Linked DNA regions of Mus musculus: region 2 is linked to region 1. The links are chromatin loops, found by intact Hi-C in ENCODE. Cell type or tissue: heart. All regions are shown on one strand. Links, peaks and the distances in the headings refer to the core of each region. The heading gives the core; the rest is flanking DNA.

Evidence for each region. Hi-C counts contacts between places; a loop is a spot of excess contacts. Peaks named below come from ENCODE experiments on the same cell type or tissue, not always from the same donor. Only the 100,000 strongest peaks of a DNase experiment are listed, where the experiment ranks them.
Region 2: it touches region 1 in a loop (3-fold over the local background); 2 of 42 quality-filtered maps call a loop at or near these places.

Annotation. Positions count from the first base shown.
Region 1 is chr6:122,810,044-122,812,960 of GRCm38, forward strand. No RefSeq gene overlaps it. Among named protein-coding and RNA genes, the nearest start is that of Foxj2, 8.7 kb to the right of the region's middle. In heart, for the core only: CTCF peaks have their summits at 1,328 and 1,935; DNase peaks (open chromatin) are centred at 978, 1,408 and 2,138; H3K4me3 peaks cover 2,392 bases; H3K27ac peaks cover 2,396 bases.
Region 2 is chr6:122,604,090-122,607,006 of GRCm38, forward strand. Gdf3 (growth differentiation factor 3) reads right to left here. Exons shown (of 2, transcript NM_008108.5): 2 at 1,314-2,917. The coding sequence ends at 2,217. Among named protein-coding and RNA genes, the nearest start is that of Apobec1, 3.1 kb to the left of the region's middle. In heart, for the core only: a CTCF peak has its summit at 1,607 (motif pointing left); no DNase peak of the experiment used is centred there.

The sequences.
Region 1 (2,917 bases), core at 161-2,660:
ACACAAGTGGTTAAGTGAGAATTTAAAAAGTGGGGAGGGTTCATAAGACATACAAGGGCATCTTTAAAAATAATATCTTTCCCCTCATACTTTGTCTTCTTCTGTGTATGCACTGCCTGTCCCAGACACAAGAGAGTGAAGTGCCTGCCTATGCAGAAGAGTTTCAGTTCAGATTTTTTTTTTTTTGAGTCTAATTGGGCTGTCCTGGATCTCGCTGTGTTTGAGCAGGCTTGCCTCAAATTCAGAAATTAGCCTGCAAGCCTCCCAAACTACAGGATTAAAGGGGTGAGTCACCAAGCTAGTTTATTTTGAGTTCTTTTCACTTTCAACCATCAATACGCCCCTCCCCCATCGTCAAATTTAATCCAGACTTGCTTCTCTCTACGTAGTCGAGGATGACTTTGAACTTCTGAACATCCTCATCCTGCCTTCACCTCACATCACAGGTGTACGCCAACACGCCTAGTTTTGTCTTCTTGCGTGCATGAAAGACAACCTCCAGCCCCACTCCATTTCCGTTCTCTACGTGGAGATAAATCCCTTGCGTTTCCTTTTCACCATTTCATTCATTCCCGTTGGTACCGTGACTAAAAGGGAAGCCTGGGCTCAAAAGTTAAGTGTGAATATCGGGTATATTCCAGGAAGCCAGTGTACGCGCTCCCTCCCGAGGAGTAAGTAAACAGGAAACTATCGATCCCATGCAGGAAATGACCTTTGTGAGGGCAAAGTAGGTGAGCCGGTTTCCCTCGCTTTCCCTGAGTTCCCTTCCTAACTCATTTCCGGGTGTCAACCCATTTGGTCCTCCCCTACAAAACCAGCGTCGGCTGGCTCTTCACGGTCCACCCTAGAATTCCTCCCTGAGAGACCGGCCAATAGGCCCGGTACCTTTACGGACATTTTTATGCCCTGTTTTACATCACGGCAAACCTCCGCCAATCACTAACTGGGGGAGGAGGTACCAAAATAATCTTTACTTCCTCCCCAAATGGCCACCCTTCACCGCATCATCCTTTGATGGACTACCCAGGTGGCCAACCCTCGCTCAGTCCAGGGCCCAGCCCATGCTCAACTCCACCAGTCAGGACAAAGGAGAGGCATGCCCCCCCCCCCTTTTTGGAAATGCCTTGACGCTAGGCGTCCGGGCACCGGGGAAGTTACAACTTTGTACAGTCTGTGCTGCCAGCGTCCGGGTCTATCTCGGATCCAGTCTGGTGCCCCGGCGCCCACCCGGGATGGCCCCGCGGGCCCCGTCTCAGCCGCCTTTGCAGTGGCTCGCGGGTCTATCTCGGAGCCCGCGCTGCGCTCCCAGCCCCGGACGCTGGGCCGGCAGCCGGGGGCGCGGATCTTTCCATCCGCCTACCGCCGCTCTCCTCCCTCCTCTCCTCCGCGTTCCGGGCCGGGCTGACACCGGGGTGGGCGGAGCCGAGAGCTTGCTCAGAGCGGGGAGAGGCTGGCGCCTCTTAAGGTGGAACAGACCCATCGCTGGGCCTCCCTGGGTGTGCGACTCCCGCCCCAGCCTCGCTCTAAACGCTCGCTCTCGTCTCCCTAGCGAGCCTCGGTTCTCTACATAGTTTAGAAATTAATCAGGATGTAAAATGAACGCATAAACTGAAAAAGAAAAAAAAGTCAAGAAGATGCAAACTACTCAGAGAACTTTTATTATACTTGTGTTCTTTATTCCAGGGACTACAATCTTTAAGTGGTAGGTTTTTTTGTTTGTTTGTTTTTTTCCTTCCTCTTTCGGATGTTCAAATAAGAACTCACATTTTGCCTGATGAACATGATACACATGAGTCATTTGTATGCCGGTTTAGTGACACCGCCCCCCCACCCCTAACATGGACGACAAATATACTAAGGGAAGCAGAAACCTGGAGCCTGGTGGCTATAGGCTGCCTCTTATAGTTGGCCAATGATTCGTAGAGGGAGCTAAAGAGCAGAGGTGCTGCTATCTCAACGCCTTTGTAAAATGGATGAAAATCTGCTGCTTTCTGGATTTGGTTTGACGCAGAATTGTTCCTGTATAAAGGAAAAGCAGGGACAAAAACGGGGCAGAGACTGAAGAAAGGCTATCCCATGACCGGCCCAACTTGGGATCCATCCCACGCACAGGCACCAAACCCGGATACAATTACTGATGCCATGTTGTGCTTGCAGCCTAGCATAGCTGTCTTCTGAAAGGTTCTACCAACAGCTGACTGAATCAGATGCAGATACTTACAGCCAACCATTGGACTGAGTTCGAGACCCCTATGGAAAGGATTGAAGGAGCTGAAGAGTATGGCAACCCCATAGGAAGACCAACAGTATTAACTAACGGGGACTCCTGGGAGGTCCTAGAGACTAAGCCACCAACCAAAGAGCATACACGGGCTGATCCGTGGCCCTGCACATATGTAACACAGGACTGACTGCCTTGTCTGGGCTCAGTGGGAGAGGATGCACCTACTCCTTAGAGACTTGATACCCCAGGAAGGGGAATGCTGGGATGTGTGTGTACCTTCCCAGAGGCGAAGGGGAGGGAGGATGGGGTGAAGAACTCTGGAAAGAGGGACCAGGAAGGGGGGCAACATTTGGAATGTAAATGAAATAATAACAACAATTAAAAAGGATGTAGTGTAAATTAAAGATACTAGGTAACGATACATACACAAAACATGATAGCAAACATTTTACTATTTCTTTTTAATTTTTTTAAAAGCTCTGTTGTAAAATTTCAAACACAAAAGTAGAGAGAATGACAATGACATCTTATATTTTTATCTTATTAATATCTATCGTGTATGTGTGTATATATATATATCCGCATTACATGCATGTAGGAGCCAGGAGAGGTCAGAAGAGGGAGTTAGTCTCCTGCAACTGGGAGTTACAGCCAGTTGTGAACAGTGGACAGCAGGGCTCGAATGTAAATGGG
Region 2 (2,917 bases), core at 241-2,740, 210 kb before region 1:
GTCCAGATGTGTGTGTGTGTGTGTGTGTGTGTGTGTGTGTGTGTGTGTACAGAAGAGAGTGTAGGACCCCTCAGAACCAAAGTGAGAGGTGTTTGCAGAACACCAGGCTTGTTACATAGTTGCTGGGTTCTGAACTCCAGTGCACAAAATTTAGCCACAGTCACCTCTTACCTGCTGAGCCTTCTCTCCAGCCTCCCTTTTAATAACTTTTATAGAAAGGTCCTGCTTTGCTTTACTATTGCTGTGTCAAACAAACAAACACAGCCTGGAGAAGAAAGGACTTCTTTCATCTTACACCCCAGAGAACAATTCATCACTGAGAGAAGTCAGAGCAGAAACTTAAAAGAGGAACAGGAAGCAGAAACTGAAGGGGAGAGACCATGGAGAAATGCTGAATACTGGCTTTTCCCTCATGGTTTGCTCAACCTGCTTTTCTTTCTTCTTTTCTTCCTTATTTTATTTATTTATTTATTTTATTTTTAGGTGTGTGTGTGTGTGTGTGTGTGAGATTTACTGGCACTAGAGTACATGGGAGCTGGGAACTGAACTCTGGTTTTCTGCAAGAGCAGCGCATGCTCTTAACTACTGAGCCATCTCTCTAGCCTCTCAGCTTTCTTCTTATACACCCCAGGTCCACCTGCTCAGGGGTAGCACTGCCCAGAGTGGGCTGGGCCCTCTCACATCAATCAACCATCAATAAGATGTCCTCAGACATAACCCGAATGCCGGTCTGATCAAGGCAATTCCCCATTGAGTCTCCCTGAGATAATAACTCTGGGCTGTGCCAAGCTGTCAGCTCTAGCTAATTAGAAGAAGAAAGAATTGGGCTGGAAAGACAGCTCAGTGGTTAAGAGCAATGGCTGCTCTCCCAGGGTCAGGTTCCAGCATCCACCTGGCAGCTCACAACTGTCTATAACTCCTGTTCCAAGGGATTTGACACCCTGTACAGACATATATACAGTCAAAACACCAATGCACATAAAATAGAATTATTTCTATATATAATTTTATAATACATATATTTATATATATAAATTATTTTTTAAAAAATAGGGGGCTGGAGAGATGGCTCAGAGGTTAAAAGCACTGACTGCTCTTCCAGAGGTCCTTAGTTCAATTCCCAGCAACCACATGGTAGGTTACAACCATCTATAATGGGATCTGATGCCCTCTTCTGGTGTGTCTGAAGACAGCTACAGTGTACTTATATACAAAAAATAAATAAATAATTCCTTTAAAAAAAGGATAGGAAAGTATCAAACACGTGTACACATAATCCAATATCTATTCAAACACCTTAACAAAATCTTGCTGTAATAATTCAGTTGAAGTAAATTTATTAAGAAAACCCCAGGAAGCCAGACGGTGGTGGCGCACACCTTTAATCCCAGCACTTGGGAGGCAGAGGCAGGCAGATTTCTGAGTTCGAGGCCAGCCTGGTCTACGGAGTGAGTTCCAGGACTGCCAGGATTACACAGAAAAAAGAACTGGCTCAGCAGTAAGAGCGCTGCCTGCTCTTGTGCAGGACCCACTTGAGCATCCACATGGAGGAGACGCATGATCACCTGTAACTTCAGGGGATCTGACTCCCTCTTCTGGCCGCCACGGGTTCCTGCATGTACACCGTGCACTTACACAAGCACCCACACATAAAACAAACAAGTGAACATTTTTAAAGCTCACGTAAATTTTTCTATGTTATATTTTCTCAAAATAATTTTAAAATCTTAAGATATACAATTGGATATAATATGGTACAGGGCAGGCCTTTAATTCTAGGATTCAGGAAGCAGAGGCAGTTTGATCTCTTGTGCGTTTGAGGTTAGCCTGGTCTACATAGTTATAGGACAGCCTGGTATAGAGACCATGTTTCCTGTTTCAAAAAAAAAAATTTTTTTTTTGGTCCTGGTGGCACACAGCTGTAATCCCAGCACACAGGAGGTAGAGGAAAGAGAATTGCCATGAGTTCAAGGCCAGCAAAGATGTATAATAAGACCTTGTTTCAAACAAGAACAAGAAGCCCAGCTACTATGCATAATGAGCACAAATTAAGTAAGCTCACCAAGGGGTCCATAGTCATACACAAATGTGTGTAATTGTGGGGCTCATGAACCATGATGACAGACATGTCCGATTCAAGAGAGCATAAGCCAAAGGTGGGGTGGTAGTTTTATTAAAGGATTTACCCTAAGCACACTCCTAGCCTAGTCCCGAGACTACCCACACCCACACTCATCGACTACCATGTCTTCATAATGTCGGAGAATGACGTTCTTATCACTATCCTGATAGAGCATGGAGATGGGCGAGAGCTTGGTGGGGACACAGACAGCCTTGGGGACCTTGGGGTCAGCCATATGCATCAGAGCCTGCATGAAAGCATAATTGGAACTATTTAAATACGTGGTCATTGAGAAGGGGCACTCTCCATGACAGTAATTTGCCATGAACCCCTTAGGGGCGATGACCCACTTGTGCCAACCCAGGTCCTGGAAGTTGATGAACAGCTGATGACGGTGGCAGAAGTTCCTACAGAAACCCTTGGGGACAGAGATGGCCGCCCTCCTTTTTCTGGAAGAAGGATGACAGTGTTTAGGATTGAGGGTTACCACCAGCAGCGAGGCATGGAGAGAGCGGAGCAGCCGGTCACAGGGGTTCTCGGGCTGGACAGTTACCCTGGAGTATCTGTCCTCTTTGACCAGAATCTCTAAGTGTAAGTCCAAGTTCTTCAGTCGGTTGCTGCTCCAATCCTTAAGCGCACCCTGCAGGTTGAACTGGAGCTGACCTTGAGGCCCAGGGACAGACCGCAGAAAAAGCAATCTGCCCACCTTAGGGTGGGATCGCCCCCACACGCCCCGGTCCTGAACCACAGACAGAGCAACCACCAGCTCTGGTCGCAGGTTATAGTAGGACCTGG